Linked DNA regions of Homo sapiens: regions 2 and 3 are each linked to region 1. The links are chromatin loops, found by intact Hi-C in ENCODE. Cell type or tissue: Calu3. All regions are shown on one strand. Each heading gives the region's core, and the rest is flanking DNA. Links, peaks and the distances in the headings are about the cores only.

What was found. A loop is a pair of places that touch in the nucleus more often than their neighbours do. Peaks named below come from ENCODE experiments on the same cell type or tissue, not always from the same donor. Only the 100,000 strongest peaks of a DNase experiment are listed, where the experiment ranks them.
Region 2: it touches region 1 in a loop (4-fold over the local background); 3 of 110 quality-filtered maps call a loop at or near these places.
Region 3: a loop joins it to region 1, with 2.7 times the contacts of the local background. A loop is called at or near these places in 3 of 110 quality-filtered maps.

What each region holds. Positions count from the first base shown.
Region 1 is chr6:74,407,676-74,411,675 of GRCh38, forward strand. All of the region lies in intron 2 of LOC101928516 (a long non-coding RNA gene), which reads left to right. Among named protein-coding and RNA genes, the nearest start is that of CD109, 710 kb to the left of the region's middle. In Calu3, for the core only: a CTCF peak has its summit at 1,989 (motif pointing right); no DNase peak of the experiment used is centred there.
Region 2 is chr6:74,741,178-74,751,531 of GRCh38, forward strand. No RefSeq gene overlaps it. Among named protein-coding and RNA genes, the nearest start is that of SNORD156, 380 kb to the right of the region's middle. In Calu3, for the core only: no CTCF peak of the experiment used is centred there; DNase peaks (open chromatin) are centred at 8,254 and 8,754.
Region 3 is chr6:74,868,531-74,872,530 of GRCh38, forward strand. No RefSeq gene overlaps it. Among named protein-coding and RNA genes, the nearest start is that of SNORD156, 260 kb to the right of the region's middle. In Calu3, for the core only: no CTCF peak of the experiment used is centred there; DNase peaks (open chromatin) are centred at 2,131 and 3,441.

The sequences.
Region 1 (4,000 bases), core at 1-4,000:
CACCACCATGCCTGGCTAATTTTTTTTGTATTTTTTTGTAGAGACAGAGTTTTGCCATGTTGCCCAGGCTGGTCTTGAACTGGACTCAAGCAATCCTCCTGCCTTGGCCTCCCAAAGTGCTGGGATTATAGGCACGAGCCACCACACCTGGTCTGGCTCCTAAATGCATGAAAAGATGCTTCATTTTATAATTTGAAGAAATGAAAATTAATGATAGGATTGCATTTTTCACCTAATGGTTTATAAAAAAGATGTTTCTTCCACCTTCAATAACAAGGTGGGAGAAACATCTTCCACATATTTCTTTGGTTTTGTTGAGAATATAAAGTGGTACAGCATCTACAAAAGGCAAATTTGACAATATCTACTAAAAGTAAAATTAAACACTCTATTTCAAATTATTTATTCTAAATATATACTTTCAATACATGTACACACACATATGTGTCTGTGTATACTTGTATATATGTGTGTATATGCACATATGGTATCTCACACATATTCCATTTGCTAGAAGTGACTTGGTAATAAATTTGGGAGAAAGTACTTTTTAAAATAAAGCTAAGTATATATATATATATATATATATATATACATATATATATATATATATATATATACACACACACACACACACACAAAACACCGCTGGTTCTCCACAGTGTTGTTCAGGGGTAGGTGTGAGGCAGGAGGGTGTATCCTGAGTTCTCAGCTTGAGTTGGTACCAACTGGAGCCCTTTACAGCAGTTTTTTTGAGGAAAGGCAATGTTCAGCAACACCGTATGTCAGCATTTATTATCATGCTAATTCCCAACTATCAGGGCCAAAACCTTTGTATTGTCGCCACGTGAATTATGAGGTTTTTCCAATCTGGTTGTTGAAAACAATAGGCGAAAAGTCCATTATAAAAGGAGGCTCCCAGAGTCTCAGACAGATAAATATGTAGGAAAAATGAATTTACAAAGGTTGAGGTACCAGAAATAAACTTCCTTAATATCATCCTTTCATGGGAATTCCTTAGAAAGCCTCAGGTACCCCAGAAATACATATATCTCAGTTTGAAGACTCTTCTTTTAATTCAGATAATATTTTACAGATTTTTTTAATCCTGAATATTAGAAGGAGTTAGAAAGTATATCTTGGAAATGTCTGGAAAAGGCTTATTTTAGGTGTTATTTTCAGAAAAGCTCTAAGTATTAATTTTCATTTTGCATTATGTTTTCATTATGTTTTTTACATAACCAAATTTCTTTCTATCAGAGTTGCCTTTACTTTTTATTCATATAATAGCACAGAGAACACTGATGAAGGAATAAAACTGTTTCCTACTCAGTATCTCCCTACAGGAGTGCAGCTATGACATCAGTGCTTGGAATGAACAGTTGCCTCCATCAGGAAGGCAACGTGACCTTTCCTCTTCTTATTATGGCAGTGTCCCATAGGCCTCATATTTCATTTATGAAACTCTAATCTCTAGCTTTTTAGTATCAAAAATAAATTGTGATTGTTTTGTTAGTTTTAAAACCAAAAATGATCATCAAAGCATTGTTAGTATCTCATGAATGTGTGTGTGTGTGTGTGTCTGTGTGTGTGATGGAGGGCTTCTTTTCAATAATAACAACATAGGAGCATTGTTGGTTGAACACTGATTGCTATATATGTTGAAAGAAATTATAATATAAATGTCATTTGCTGGAAGTGACTTGGGAATAAATTTGGGAGAAAGCACATTTAAAAGTAAAGCTATGATAAATATATCATTGTATATGTATCATCTTAAAATATTCAGAAATTTGGAATGTGGAAAATAACATAATAATACAGTTAGCTTACATATAAAGAAGTACAGCAAGGAAATGGAATCTTTACCTACCTTAATATGAGAAGAGAAAGAAGATAAAAACAATCTCTTCAGAAATGCTTATCCATTTGAGAAGACCTCATATATTTTCTATCCAGTAGAGAGCAGTCAAAGTCCATGATGCTGTCATGAAATTCAGGCCTTAGTATTACAGGCATGACTGTTAACACTGAATCATCTCATCCAGGTCCTTTCTGAGTAAGGATCTTTTAGAATACTGGACTAGTAGTCTTTCTTTGCGTACAATATTCTTTCTCATACCTGTCCTTGATATTAAATGCAGTATTTATATGCATATTTACACAGAAGTTTATTTGGACACAAACAAAAAACATGTAGCCAGCTTGTGGTTATTGGTCATGCTTTTAAAAATCTATAGTAAGTCTACAAACTATGGTATTTTAAAAAGTTTATGTAATAGAGACAAGCAGAAAGCATGAAGTGGGGTAAGCTTAATATTCCAGGAAAGAATATCCTAAGTGCCACCAGATAGGCAAGACTCATAATTACCAGAAGCTAACATATGACATCCTCGTGGCAATAGTAGTGATTGAAATACAGGGATTTTTCAGAGGTAGATAAATTAAAGAATAATTAAATTAAAAATCACCAAGAGATGATTAGATGATATATTCCATCTTTGTTACCTTGCTACCTTTCTCTTTCCAATTCCATCCTTGTTACCTTTCTCTTTTTCTTTTAGTGTGCCAGAGGAGATTAAAATATGGAGGGATGTTATCTAGTTATATAGATAGAAAGTATATCTTGCCATTGTTTCTGCATTATCTAAGGTTTTGATAGTTATTATATAAAATCTTTGAGTGCAGATCACTTCTGCTTTGCTGATACAACATATTCTCAAAAATGATCCTGAGGGACTACTCTCAAGAGACAGCATCTTGCAAATGCACAGGACCGTTCTATTTCTCTGTTTAGTCTCATAGACAGAAATCAATCTGAAATCGTCACTGGAAATAAGAAGGAGATGTATTAGGAAAGCAGTAAAATTAAATTTTAGTATGTATATTTTCATGCATTCTCAAAAATGTGTTCATCTCTTTTCTTTATAAAATTAACATCAAACAATTGGAGACTCCTTTAGTATAATGCATTAAAATGCTGTCTTTATTTATGTATCAATGGCACTATTGATTCATCATCAACAAGGCAGAGAGTTTGAGGTGGTTTTTCCCAGTAGAGATGTTGTCACAAGACAGCCACATTCTTTTATTTGGCCATTCTCACAACCAAAGTCATACACTTTAATTGGTAGACAAGAGTTAGGTATGTAATTTGTGGTCATGAAGCAAACTGGAACTAACTATCCCACATGTGGTGAGCTTAAATGTCAGGCTGGTCGGCTCTACTCTTGCCAGCTGAGCTAGTGTATCAGAGGGACCACTGTTAAGAATGGTTTGATCACAACTGTTAACAACCTCTTGTACTTTCCTTTAAAATGAATGCTTTTATTGAGGTTCAAATTTTTGTCATTGAGATTAATAATAAGTTTGAATTTGGTTGTGATGTTTCCTTAAAATATCAAGATTCCTCAACCAATAAAATAACTATTTTATTGAGGACATTTGAAAATATTGTTTCTATTACAAAATTTTATTGGGCAATAGCTTATTAATTAAAACAATTTTTAAATTATAATTTAGTCATACTCTAGGTTATTTGGTAGCCACATTAGTTTTATTTTGGGAAAAATAAGGAGATACATGCCATCATGGGTCCTTGTGTTTAAATTTGAATAAGAAAATGTATTGTAGTAACAAATGTTTGGAATTTAGTTAGGAGCTGTGGTTTTTATCTTAATCTTGTAATCTAAAGCCCCTCATGCTCTACACACACTATGCTATACATTGCACAAATAAGAAACTACGACCAGTATGTATAGAAACAAAGCAAAATGGGCCCTAAGTATCAGTGACAGCAAGGAGTGAGTTGGGTGAGCTTTAGCCCTCATCTCCCCAATAATGTTCATCAGCCCTTCATCTTACTCTTTAATTTGGATAATGGATTTCCACACTCCCCTTAATTTTAATTAAAATGTTATGCACGTGCAGCACCAAAACAAGTCCCCTAGACCATTCTTTCTTTTGGCTTGCTTCTCTAAGTTGTTTATACAGATAAACA
Region 2 (10,354 bases), core at 6,355-10,354, 340 kb after region 1:
GCTCTTATCCCAAATGAAAATGTCTCCTTTAATCATGTTGCAAGAATTTCTTAAGAAGTAATTTACATTTATACTTTCATTACATGACATGCACAAATTCTTCAAAATTCTCATTTGAAGAGTTCCACTGTTATTAAAAATTATTAAAATTGTTATCATTAATTAATACCTATAATTATCTATAAAGTCAAGGAGGTATGTTGCAAAATAATTAAAGCAAGAAGTAAATGATACTCGCAACTTTTAAATGAAGGGAGCAGTCCTCTGAAATTTCTTTCTCTCTATCCTCTGTAGTTGTAACAACTTTAATAGGATGTCCAGTACTATAAGCAGATTTGAAACAGTAAATTAAGGAAATGTATACACGGAGGCAAAAAACAGGAAGAATTAAGGTAGACTAAATGCTAATTCAGGATGAAAATATTTATTTTCATTAATAGGACATGGCTAAGAAGCATGAATAAAATGAAAAGATAATCTATTATCTAGGGGGAAAAATAGAAGAAACAAGGGCTAATGTAGCAGAAGAGTAAGCCCTTTTCTTCCTCTGAGGCACATAAGGAAGGGCAGCAATTGGGAGTGGAAATGAGGAGAACAGTCCTGGGCCAGCTGCTGCCTGTGGGTGGTGAGCTGTAAACTGTTGCTACTCCCAGCAGATCCCATGGAACCTGCCTCCGGCCTTCTGCTGGAACTCAGTCTTGTTTAACTCAGTATTAAGAACTGTGCTATATATTTCAAGAGCCATAAAACAGGAAAGCCAGAAAATATGTCAATAATGCTCAGTGAAATTTATAACCCTTCCCCAAATGATTCTGTTGACCTGCTTTATTTCATGCTGCTCTTTCTAAATATCCTATTTCAATCATCCAACTTAAAAAAAATCAATTACTTCCTATTGCATGATCTGACATATGAAATTAATGCCTGCTGGTGGTATTTTTTTAAGCTTTTAATTACATGTCTTGCCAAGGACAGAATTTATTATGTTTTCTATGAAAACCAGTTTTTTAATATGTTCTTCTCACAGTCAATATAAATACTGAGAATTTTATGATGCATTATTTTCTAAACTGAACTTTTAGAATGAAACTTCTTCATCTTAAACTTTAAAAGAGAAGGGCAAGTATTTTATCCCTTTGCAATGTTAATGTTTTACCTTAGAATGAGCCAAATGGTGTTACAACAATAGGAATGAAATGCAGTATAACTTTAGGTAGAGTACTATACTTTTTTTCCTTTTTTGGTAATTCAATTAAGAGCACAAATAAAAGGAGTATAATGCAAAATTTCTGCTGATTTTAAAAACAGCTTTTTTGAGGTACAATTGACATACAACAAACTGTACATATTTAAAGTATACAAATCAAGTTTGAACACATGAATAAACCCATGAAATCATCACTGAAAGCAGTATAATGAATGTACTCATCACCTCCAAAAATTTCCTCATGCCTTAATGTAATCCTTCCCACTTCCCACTCTATTTCCATGCAGCCACTTATCATGTTTTGTCACTATAAATTAGTTTGCATTTTCTAGAATTTTATATAAATGTAATTATAAAGTGTGTACTCTTTTTGGGTCTGGCTTCTTTCACTCAGCATAATTATTTTGAGAACAACCCATGTTGTCTGAGAAATAAAAATAAAATCCTAAGCCCCCCAACTGACTGAACAAACCCTCTCTTGGCTAGGGCACCCCAGAGAAACTTAAAAACTGAATTTGGGCCATGACAAGATAGGAGGTTGAACACACCTCCTTATACCTCCTCCTTCAGTAATCGCCATTAGGCTATGAGTTAAATAGAAACCAGCCCCATATGTTAAACAGAAACCAGCCCTTTTGAAAGCTGTGCTTTGCTGCTGATCTACACAACTGACCTGTATTTCTTTCTGACAAAGGACCACCAATAATAGACTGCTTTTGGTCAGTTTACAGAGGCTGCACACAAAATGCCTTTGCTTCTTCCATTTCACCTCTTGATGCACACAGCCTAATTTTCATGCATTGAAAGTGAACATGGGACATATGTAACATGTAAGTTTGCTTACTATGCATGTATACATGCCCCCTTTGTGAATAGTTATAACTTCTCATATAACCTGTTAAATACGCGTACTTAGATGACTCATTCAGCATAAATTTCTATGTCACTCTTCTCTATGAATATCTGCTTCTGGTTTCTATCAGAGGCTACATTTCCCCAGTAGCAACCCTTTATAAAACATAGAATTCCCTACTCTAAGTTTATGAACCTCATGATTCTTCAGCTGACATGTTATGCATCAACAATTCTTTGCTTTATTTTGCTGCATAGTTTTCCATGGATTAGATACCACCATTTGTTTATCTTCTCACCTGTGGGTGTATATTCAGGTTGTTTCCATATTTTGGCTATTACAGATAAAGCTTATATGAACATTTATGTCCAAATCTTTAAGATATCCTCTTAAGAGAATGAAAAGACAAGCTATACACTGGGAGAAAATATTTACAAATCATATGTCCATCAGAAAACTTGCATCTTGAATATATAAATTGCATCCTGAATATATAAATAACTCTCAAAACTCAAAAATAAGAAAACAGATATCCCAATAAAAACAATGGGCAAAAGATTTTAAGAAATATTTCACCAAAGAAAATGTGAAGATAGCAAATAAACTCAGAAAAAGTAGCTCAGCATCATTAGTTATGAGGCAATGCAAATTCAAATCATAATTAGGTACCAGTACATACTGATTAGAATGACTAACGCTCCAAGTGCTAGCAAGGATGTAAAGGAACTGGAACACTCACAAATTGTTGATCTTAATGTACAATGGAACAATTCCTTTGGAAAACAGTTTGGGGATTTTTCAAAAAGTAAACATATACCTGCCATATGGCTCAGCTTGTCCAAATCTAGATAGTTACACAAGAGAAATGAAAGAACATGTCCTTTCTGCTGAGTTTATTCACTCTAATGTTTGTTCTTCTAATCATTATTCAGTTCGATTCACAACTATAGTGATATCTGTGCTTATCAGTTTCCCTTTAGATGTACAGCTACAATATTAAGCTATTTTATAAAAGTGTGCTGAACATTTTTTACATTGCAATAAAAAAACCTTGCCACGTGGTTAATTCCTACTCACTAATTATTTACAAATATAGTTTACCATCAAACAACATGGGTTTGAACTGCAAGGGTCCACTTATAGGCAGATTTTTGTTAACCAAACATGGATTGAAAAATACAGTGTTCTTAGGATACAAAGCAGGCATATTGGAAGGACCAACTTTTTGTGTACTCAGTTTCCTCAGGGCTGACAACTGGCCTTGAGTATGTGCAGATTTTAGTATATGCAGGTGTACTAGAACCAACTTCCTGTATGTACTGAGGGACATAACTGTAGTGTTAATGGCAGATCTTGATGAATTTCTTTCAGTAAGCATCTAACTTTAACCCCGACAATGAAGTTAGTAAATTTTCTAGTAGCCCAAAAGTATATTTTCCAAAGTTGTTGGTACAAAACAAATCCTTTATTTAAGGATGGTAGTAAAATGCAGCTGAAATAGACTATCTGAAAGCCTACAAAGATAGCTTTCTTCAATTGTATCAAGTTAGACTATTATGTTAGTTCTATACAAAGGATGGATTCTTTATACCTTAGACATAGCAAGGAAGAAACATTAGTATATTTGAAAACAAAATTGTCTATAATTTTATAGAAATTCTATCTATAGAATAGAGATAATAATATTTCCATCTCACAGGGTTGTTTGAAGATTACATGAGATAAAGAGCGTAAAGCTCAAAGTGAATACCTGGCTATGGCCAACACTCGCCGAATGTTTTTCTTTAATACTGTCAATAATAACTCTTTGTTTTGTTAAATGCAATTCACACAAATAAGCTAGTGATAAAATTAACTGAGCTAATATTGTTCCAGATATAAGTGAGAAAAGTGAATTCTGGTAGATTTATTATATATGCCTCAAACACATTTTCATTTTGGCATAAATATTAAGAAGCACTAATAACTAAGGAAGGCCATTCAAATACAAAAGTTGAGACTCTCGGACAGATATGTAAAAGCATTATAGATCATACATTTTTAATCAGTGTATCTTTTGTCTTCGGTTTAGTTGCTAGTCATGACTTCATCACTTAAGCAGATGGATAATTTTTTCAAAACTCAAAATTATAGTTTTTAGTGCATTTGTAGTTTTAATTTTGTTGATTTGTGTTTCAAATTTGTACTACCTTTCTAGTAAAAATCTTGAGAAATATTGGCAGGTCAGAAGCACAGTTCATGAGATATATATTATACAAACATGGATCCACATTCTGATTCTAAGTTACTAGTTGTAACATCCTTGCCTCATTCTGAAAACTAAGTATTTTGAATAACATAAAGGACACTAATTCAATCATTAAAAAAAACTAAGTTTCATTTTAAATTGCCTCACTTTGACACTTATGGTGTTATCTTCCCAGCATATTTCCATAACCTACAATTATAGTATCACATTGTGAATAAAGCTCATATTTCCTAAAATTAATTCCTGACACTAAAATAGAATGTTGCTATTGTGCTCAGACATTTAATGTTTTTGACTGACTTACTATATCTATGAAGTGGAGTTGTATTTCTCAGAAGTATTTTTAGGAATGTTTAGCTATGTCTTTTAAAATTCCCCAGTGAACTGAAGAGGGCAACAGTTACTTAGTGGATGCTTGGTCCAAATACGACATTTTTTTAAAAAAAAACTTCCATTATTACTACTAGTTCTAATATTTAAAAGGTTAAATTACAAGTACTCATAGCCAATATTTTCATTGAAATTCTATGACATATTTATTTTTATCTTAAGGTTGTATTTATTGATACACAGAGTTTCATATTACAATTTATTCAAAATAAATAAAAGTAAAATATGTTTATAGAATTTTACAAAACATTAGATATTCATTCTAGCATTTATAAGCTTTTAAAATGCGAGATAATTTCACAAAACACATCTCTACATATAATCAAGTATTACATTGAATCCTTTTTCTTGTTAAAAGATGTAGTAATTTATTTCACTTCATTTTATTTCCTTTTGGTTGATTATATTAAATTTCAAACTTGTAATTTTTAGAAATTTCTATGGCAGAACCTGTAGCATTCCCCTGCCAACCCCAAACACTTCATATGCAAGTATAATATGGAAGTATCATCTTCTCTATAGTTTCCTAAGCAGTTAGGTAACCTGTACCAGGCATGAGCACTTTTAAATGACTGAAGGTCCTGAAAAGTTCAAATCTACACCTATAGACAATTCAGAAAATCCAGAGGTTAACTGCTCTTAGCCACTAGGATGGAATCAGGGACATCCCCACAGCAAATCACAGCTGCTGACATTCCCACTCCAAAGCACCAACTCATCATACTTAAAGGGACACCTAGAAGCCTCTTTCTACAGCCTTCTGATCTTTATGCTATCTAAAACCTACAAGCATACTGTGGGTGCTACAAAGATATAAGAACACAGACTTGGCAATCAAAAGGGCAGTGTCCAAATCTTAGCTCCAACACTTGCTTGTTAATTGGGCAACTTTAACTTCTCTGCATCTTATTCATCTACAAGACAGGAGTATAAATAAAAGTATCACACGTTGTTGTTGTTGTGAAGCTTAAAAGAGTCTAAAACTTCTATAAGCAAATAGGACAATGGCTAGCATTATTCTTCAAAATGTATGTTTTAATGCATTATGATTTTTGTTTTAGGTTTTGTTTGTTTATTTTTCATAATTATTCTGGTAGGCAAACAAATTTTCTTTTGGAAATACATTATGAGAAATTTTCTTCTGCTAATGTAATTGATTGCAATCCTGTATGAAAATATCCTTCATTCAATAAACACTTATTGCATGCCTACTACATGCCAGGCACCACACCAAGGGAACCAGTTGAGAAGTGTTTCAACTATAAAACTTGAAATTACCTTTAAATTCAAATGACACTGAAAACAATATGCATCCCCAAAGTGCTGTCTGAGAAGGTACAGTTTCTTTGCACTTTTAAGAGGAGAATGGAAAGTCACTCCCTTCTCATTCCCTTCTAATTGGAGAAGACATCCACAGAGATGCATGTTCTCATAGGTGGAACATACAGCCCCATCATGAAAGGAAGATGCATAAAAATCAATGCCCAGGGCAGAGGTTTATAAGCCTGGGCCTCCAACATGGAATGTGGAAGGCCAAGGGTTTCTTGTTTTTAGGAGTGGTAGAGGGGAAAGGATGAAGACTCATAAAACATGATACAATGCCAACTGAAAAAGAGCAGAGCACAGAAGTGTCTCTGTTTTGGTTATAATGTTTATGTGTGGAAACACTAGACAAGAAAATAGAAAAATGAAAGCAGCTGATACGTCAGCATGAGGAGACGGTGAGTAAATTTTTCTTCTATTTGATTTATTGTATTGTTACTATGATGTTACTTAGGCAATAAATACAATTCAAGAGAAAGTAAAAATTAAGACCAAAAAGTAAAGACATATTTTAAAACTACCACAAGCAAGTGGAAAATTATCAAAGTGAAATAAATTTGAATCAAATATCAAAATGAATTTGAATTAAAACTATCAAACTGAGTTATTTATTTAAAGCATTATCCTAAAATATCATCTAAAACAATCCCTAACATGAAAACAACTTGTAGGTCAAAATGGCATTAATTTATTCAACAGACATTCTTCCCTTACTGCTCAGCTCACTTTTTCTCTCCATGATGAGATACAAGTTGTTGGAGGCTCTGCTTCCTTCATTCTCCCCTCCCTGGGGACCCCTTCTGCCACCAGAGTTCCATGTCACCTCTGGAGCTCACAACTCACCAAGGGATCCATACTTAGTGAAACCTTGACACAAAGTTAGATCTAATAAAATCAAGTTTTGTTAAACATCTGAGAACTAGCCTAGGACTACCTCTCATTTGTAACTTTATTTCAAGGAAAATGATACTTACTGGGTAAATTTTCCCATGAACTCCAAACTTTCAACTTTCAAGGAAGCTTTCAGAACAAAACCTAGTCTAGCCTGGGCCCTGATTATTCTATATAATTCTTATATTCAGACATTATACTCAAACATCATATCATTCCAATCAATCAATCAGCCTCAGTAGTCAGATTTCTTCCAGAATCCTATGGAACTACAGGATTAGTACTTCTAAATGTAGTTGTTTTCTTTCTAAATGTAAGGAATGGTTAACATCATAGGCTATCATATAGAGGACAATAGCTGTATATCTCAGAGATATGGTTAACAACATGGTAAATGCATTTTCACCAGAATTCTGACTTCTGATAGATCAGGACCACAACTCTGCTCTTATGAACACAAGAATAATACTTACGTTCTATGTCTTTTCCATTATAGGTATACAGAGAACTACTCGGGGAAATTACTTAATCCAGATTGTAACCAAAGTCATACAATTGCAACATCATTTAAATTAAGTTTCACTGGACTAAACAATTTTGGAAACTAACATGTATCTGTTCCATTTTTCCTTTGATAACTTTTGATAACCTAGGTATTTACAAAAAGAATAATGAGGCAATAATTACCTTTAACCTGCTAAAAGCAGTACCTTTGGAGAAATGTAAAAGGAAAAACTTCAACTCTTCCTTTTATTAATGATATTTCTTCACCAGCACAGACACCAACATACTCTGGCAGCTTCCACAATCTATATTGTGTTAGCACCTTCATTCTATGACATTATTATGCACTTTCTTATGTGTGGTTACATGACTCTTCTCATCTGTATATTTAATCTGTCAAATTATATTGCTGTTTCCTTAGAATGAACATGGCTTTTCTTACTTTTGCACATCCCCTTACTGTCTGATTGCTTGAGATCATCTTCATGAAATAGTTCTTAAATAGGTATTTTAATGGTTTAATTGTTTAAAGATACAAAAAAATTCATATAGTTTTATAATTTTACTACTAAGAATAAAATATATATTTGCAGAAAAATCAAATTACATTAATTTGGATAGCTGCCCTGATGAAACTGAATGATTATTTGGCTATTAGTAACATATGTTTTGACTATTAACAACATATGATTTGACTATTAACAATATACACGCCCCTGTATCTGCTTTGTGCTATTTTAAATACACTGCATGTACAGGCTGAGTGCTATGGCGAACCCTGGGGATTCCCCCTTCAGGACTGCAGCACTCATTTCTCTTGATGCTGGTAGCGTTTCCTGCTGATGTTGCGCACTTAAGGCTCTCTCCTGAAATTGCCTTAGACCATGAGGAACTGCCTCACTGACGGCTATCGCTCCCTCCACAGAAGCAAGCCTTTTCATTCTTGCCTCAAATGGGGACAACTGAGAAGGGCCACCCTGCTTTCAAGAGCTCCATGGGATCAGCTAAGTCCTGTGTTGTATTTGCATCACAGTTCAACTTTTCCCTCTGCAAAAGCCTGCCTCCCTCACTCTCTTAAGGAGTGTTCCCAAGGCATTACACAATAAAAACCCTTGCATGCAAACCCCCAAATCTGTGTCTGCTTCCTGGGAATGCAACCTGTAACAATCTTTCCTATCTTATGATCCAGAAGAAAATATAATATGGGAAAGATGAATAATTTGTCCACAGGCAAACCTTGCACCCAAAATATCTGCATCTGGTAGTCTGTGTTTCCTAAGTGAAAAAGAACAGCAGCTAGGATGTTTTAATCATTTTATTTCCCTTGTGGTTGCTTAGTCGGGGCACTCCCTCGTCAGGTATTAAAGCTATGTAACTTCATTAAACATGACTTTAGAAACTCCTTACCCACAATGTATGTGCCAAAACAAATGTACTGCTGTCCGTCAAGCAGACCTAATGAATATCTGATAAGACATTTGACGCACTATTACATGATGAAAAAGAAAAACAAATCTGTAGAAAAAGAATGTGTAATACTTCCCTTTACTTTATGTGCAGCATAACCCAGAATTTGAGACAAAAATAAAATCACATATTCATTTTTTCCCAGTTAATTTATCAAACTCCAAAATTGCCCTTAGTAGTAGTAGGCACACTCTCTCAATTCTCAGGCTGGGAAGGGATTTAAAAAGAAGTTAAACTGCATCTTTAACACTTCATTCCTTTAAACAAGCCTGAGGCAAATAGGATAATTCTGAAAAGATGTATATGTGTTCTTATATTGCCTTTAGAGCTTTTCTATATTTATGAATATTTTTATAAAAGATGGGTGAATAGCCCATAGTCAGTGGAATAAATACAATCTTGATTCATTGGGCATCCAATAACATATGAAGGAGGCAGTTTTGTTTATCATAAGTTGATTTATTTGGAGGTCAGCTCAGCCTAAATTCCTCTTAGGCACCCATTGAGTATTGTTTGCCTGGCAGTGCTCATTGCCAAGGTATCATTACTGTGTCACACCCAAGTGGTCGTGGCCTCTCTCTGACCATCAGCACAGGTACCCCTTCTTATATCTCTAAACTGTGACTTTATGCAGGGTTCACTTGCAGTTTGAAAGGGCTCCTGCTCACAGTAAGTTCTAGATTTTGTATGCATTTATCCTCCTTACTCTTTTCTTCCTCTTTCTTGATCCTGCTTTCAGTAGTCAATTTGCATGCCAGGATTAAGTTTTCCCTGTTTGTATCTACTCAAGTCCCCTCCATTCAGCAAGTTTAGAAGTCCAAATGTCCTAACAAATGAAAAGAAATGTTAACCAGTCTTTATAAAGAGCAACCATCAACACTATGTGTAAAACATAGAGTCATGCTTTCTTTGTCCAGAACTCAGAGGTCTAGTAGTATTTATATTTATCTGGAATTTATCCTACACTCAAAAATTGAGCCAAAAAGGCTTCCAAAAAGACTAGAATTATTGAGTCCACATAATCAGCCACATACTCAGTTTGCATAGAGGAATATCCCTCAGGCCCTAACTCAGAAACATTTTGCCTTATTTTAGATATAATTTTTCTAAGCCCTGTAATCTTGTTTTCATGTTCTCTAAATATATATTAAATTGGATGAGTCAAGAAGGAAATGATAATAATAATAATAGCTAGATATAGGAGAAGAGGCTAAAGCTTTCTGAAAATCAACAATAGGGATTTTAAAAGAATAATAATATGGGGCCACAATATAGAGACACATGTTTTTGTTTGTTTGTTTGTTTGGAGATGGAGTTTCACTCTTGTTGCCCAGGCTGGAGTGCAGTGGCGCAATCTTGGCTCACCACAACCTCTGCCTCCCGGGTTCAAGCGATTCTCCTGCCTCAGCCCCCCAAGTAGCTAGGATTACAGGCATGCATCAACACACCCAGCAAATTTTATATTTTTAGT
Region 3 (4,000 bases), core at 1-4,000, 460 kb after region 1:
TTAGGGTGGAAATCCAAAATCATGTTGGCAATGACAATGAAAACTGTCTTCTATCTAGAAATAAAAAAGAATATGAAGAAAAAACAATGGTGGTGTTAGAGAAAGGTAAGCCTCTTCCACTAACTATTAATTCAACATAAATATGGTTTAGAGGAATCTCAAGAGAAATTTGTTGTTGGCAGTGCTCAGAGATCATTGCTCCTGCATAACTTAACCCCTTTAAAATGTTTAACATTTTAACATGGAAAATTTAATAACAATTAAATTTTTTGATAAAATTTCAGATTTTTCTCTATTGGCACTCTTTCTATGATGCTGTTTAACCTCGGCTTTAACTAGACATTGACTTTAACACCCAAACTTTCAGCATCTGACCAAAATGTGTATTTTGTTACCTCTTTAAACAGTTCAATATATAGAACTGTTACTCTTTCATTTAAAAAATATTTGACTACAAAAGCAAGATAAGAACAAATTAAACATTACTTCATCTTTGATATTCAATAATGTTCATTTTTCCAAAGACTTGTGTTACAGTACCCATTTTATAGTGTTACATATTTTTCAATCAACTTTTCTTTAGGTAATTAAGAAGATAAAAGAATGATTACATTTTAAAGATTAGAGAAATTTTGCATACTTAATCTCACCTCACTTTATACATGGGGCAACCAAAACACAGGGTAGCAAGTTGATTTGCCCAAGCAAGTTTTTAATCAGTGTTGTGAAAATTTTCTTCACTTCAATTTTCTCCATAAACTCGTGTTTAAAAAAACAAATTAATCCTTCCACTATAAATGATACTAGAGGCTCTGTCCTTGACTTCCACTCATTTTCACAAACTAAGAAAAATGAATTATTTTTACAGTTTTTCCTCAGCAAAATATTTCTTAACCCCTTTTTGATCAAATATCAGTAATATGTATAGTTTTCCTGATATATAGGTGATTTCTCAGGTAATACAATTCACTATGTTTAATTTAGCTGTTACATTAAGAAATAAACAGCTGAATAAAATATTCACTGTTAAAAGTTTAAACTATGGCCAGCCACGGTGGCTCACGCCTGTAATCCCAGTACTTTGGGAGGCCGAGGCAGGCAGATCACGAGGTCAGGAGATTGAGACCATCCTGGCTAACATGGTGAAACCCCGTCTCTACTAAAAATACAAAAAATTAGCCAGGCGTGGTGGCGGGCGCCTGTAGTCCCAGCTACTTGGGAGGCTGAGGCAGGAGAATGGCATGAACCTGGGAGGCGGAGCTTGCAGTGAGCCAAGATCACGCCACTGCACTCCAGCCTGGGTGACAGAGTGAGACTCCGTCTCAAAAAAAAAAAAAAGTTTAAACTATAATAACAAAATAATACATATTTTTATTTTTTTTTTGGTCAAACATGAGTCCATAAAGGTTTGCCCAACTACGATCTGACCTATAGATCAGTAAAGTCTGAATCACAAACTAAATTACAACTAAATAACTAAATAACAACATTTAGCATCAACAAAAAGCATGATGAATGCTTTTTGGGTGGTGAACTACTTGACTTTCATTTTGATACAATGTACCTGCATTCAAAATTTATAATAATTCAATTTTCAGCATTTTTTTTCCAGAAAGACTTCTACATTCTATATTTTTCTATAAAATATAAACTGTAGTTATACATAGTCATGTATTCACCCCCCTAAACCTTATTTCCTCCTTTCCCCCAGTACATTTCTCAGAAAGAGGAAAAAAAAAAAAAAAAACAGAGCTGATTTAACACTTTTAACATTAACCTCAGCTATGTCTGCAAGGATATAGAGTGGTGTGATTTTGTTTCGAGGTTTTTCTTTTTCCTATTGGAATGTGGAATGTTAATTTGTGCCTCCGTTTTGTCCAGACTTAAACACCCATTCCCTATTTTATATGTCTTGTAGGACCCACAGAGTCTGAGAATGTGACAGAAGAGCCCTTCCACGTCTGGGAATGCAACAAGGAACATATTATATCTATTTTTAAATCTTCAAAATTCCTGTAGTAGCTGAGAGCTGGAAATGCTACTTGGATTATCTCATTGTTGGACCTCACCTAACACCCAGTTTCCTTTCCCTCACATTGTGTACTTGGACTTTGCTCCTGCCATTTATGTGCTTCCTGCAATACCGTCATAGACCACCATCACCTCCACATTCATTCTCCAACCACTGCTACCACAATACTCTGACTAAATGATAACCTGTGGCTGGAAAGAGTTAGGATACTTTTCTAAAGCCCAAACTAAATTCCACTCAACAAAGTAATTGAATGGTATCTTTGTGAGTTTGAATTGTTAAATAAGGTCTAAATGATAGCATAGGAATGAAGATTAGCAGAAGTCAGTATGGCAGACAAACCAAGAGACTGGAGCTTCACACTTTGGAGAGACAATTTGAGTTTTTGTTCCACTAAATGACATTCATACACGAAAGACACCTGAAGATGTTACAACCACAACACCTCCAGATGTATTTCCAATGGACTCTTCCTTTGAGATTCAGCTTAACTGAATATGTATTTACTGATTACCTTCCACACAAAAGGCTTTATGTTTACTGACTCTTCTGTAATAAGTACTGTGATAGGCAATAGGAAGACAGAGATATCATGCATTCTCCTTCCTTAAATAAGTCACAGTGTAATAGGGATGACAGACAATACTAGGAAAAATGAGCTGTGCTAGAAATACAAGCAGAAAGAGCTGGGAACTCAGAAAAGGGACATCAATTCATCCTGAAGAGAAAAGTGATACTTTCGGGAGAGATATGTGTGGTGGATGGCAGTGGGTGAATGACAAAAGGGATTGGGACATAAGGTGATCTTAGGCAAGGAAACAAAACAGATAAAAGCACTGGACAAAGCATAGTACTTTCAGAAACCACAAATTGGTGTGCTGGGAGCTCATATGTAGGTGTGAGATGAGATAAGGCTGGGGAGATAATATCATGGAATAATACTATGAAGGTTTCTATATTATCAGTATAGAGAGTATGGATTTTATTTACCAACAATGAAGAGCCATTGAACCATTGAGCAGTTTAACCAGGGGACAGGAGAGAGTTACATTTAAAAAAATTCTGGAAGCAACAGAATGATGAGATAGATTTCTGAACTAAAGCAGTGGTCATGGAAATGAGAAGGAGGAATTTAAAAGGGATTTAGAGTTTCATCATTTGAGAAACAATAAAGGTGTACAATGATCCTCATTTGTATATTTATCTTAATACTGGGCATTTGCAAAAAGAAATGAGTTAGAAAGAGAAATAAATGGTTTTGATGAGGTTGAGTTTGAGAAACACAAGAAATATCCAGGAAAGAGCCCTCAAGCACTCATAGTCTGGGGAAGGTGGTTACATGTGAACAAATAATAGAATGTGAGTGATGTGGTTTGGCTGTATTCCCACCCAAATCTCAACTTGAATTGTATCTCCCAGTATTTCCACATGTTGTGGGAGGGACCCAGGGGAAGGTAATTGAATCATGGGGCCGGTCTTTCTCCTGCTATTCTTGTGATAGTGAATAAGTCTCATAACATCTGATGGGTTTCCACTTTTGCTTCTTCCTCATTTTCTCTTGCCCCTGCCATGTAAGAGGCACCTTTTGCCTCCCACCATGATTCTGAGGCCTCCTCAGCCATGTGGAACAGTAAGTCCAATTAAATCTCTTTTTCTTCCCAGTCTTGGGTATGTCTTTATCAGTAGCATAAAAACAGACTAATACAGTGAGTACATAGTAAAGGCATAGACACTGGTTGTTTAGAATATAGTTCACCTTTCCTAAGAGACAGTCTTATAGAGGCAATGGCACAGAAAATCTCTCACAGGAGAGGTAATATGTAAGAAGAGTCTTGAAGATCCTTAAATGTGGAAAGGAAAAAGAAAAAAAAAAGTACTAAAGTACAGGATCATAAAGTTCCATGTAGTGGGGCTCTGGATAGTTCAATAGTACTAGACCACAGAACAGACCAAAAAGAAGGAATGACT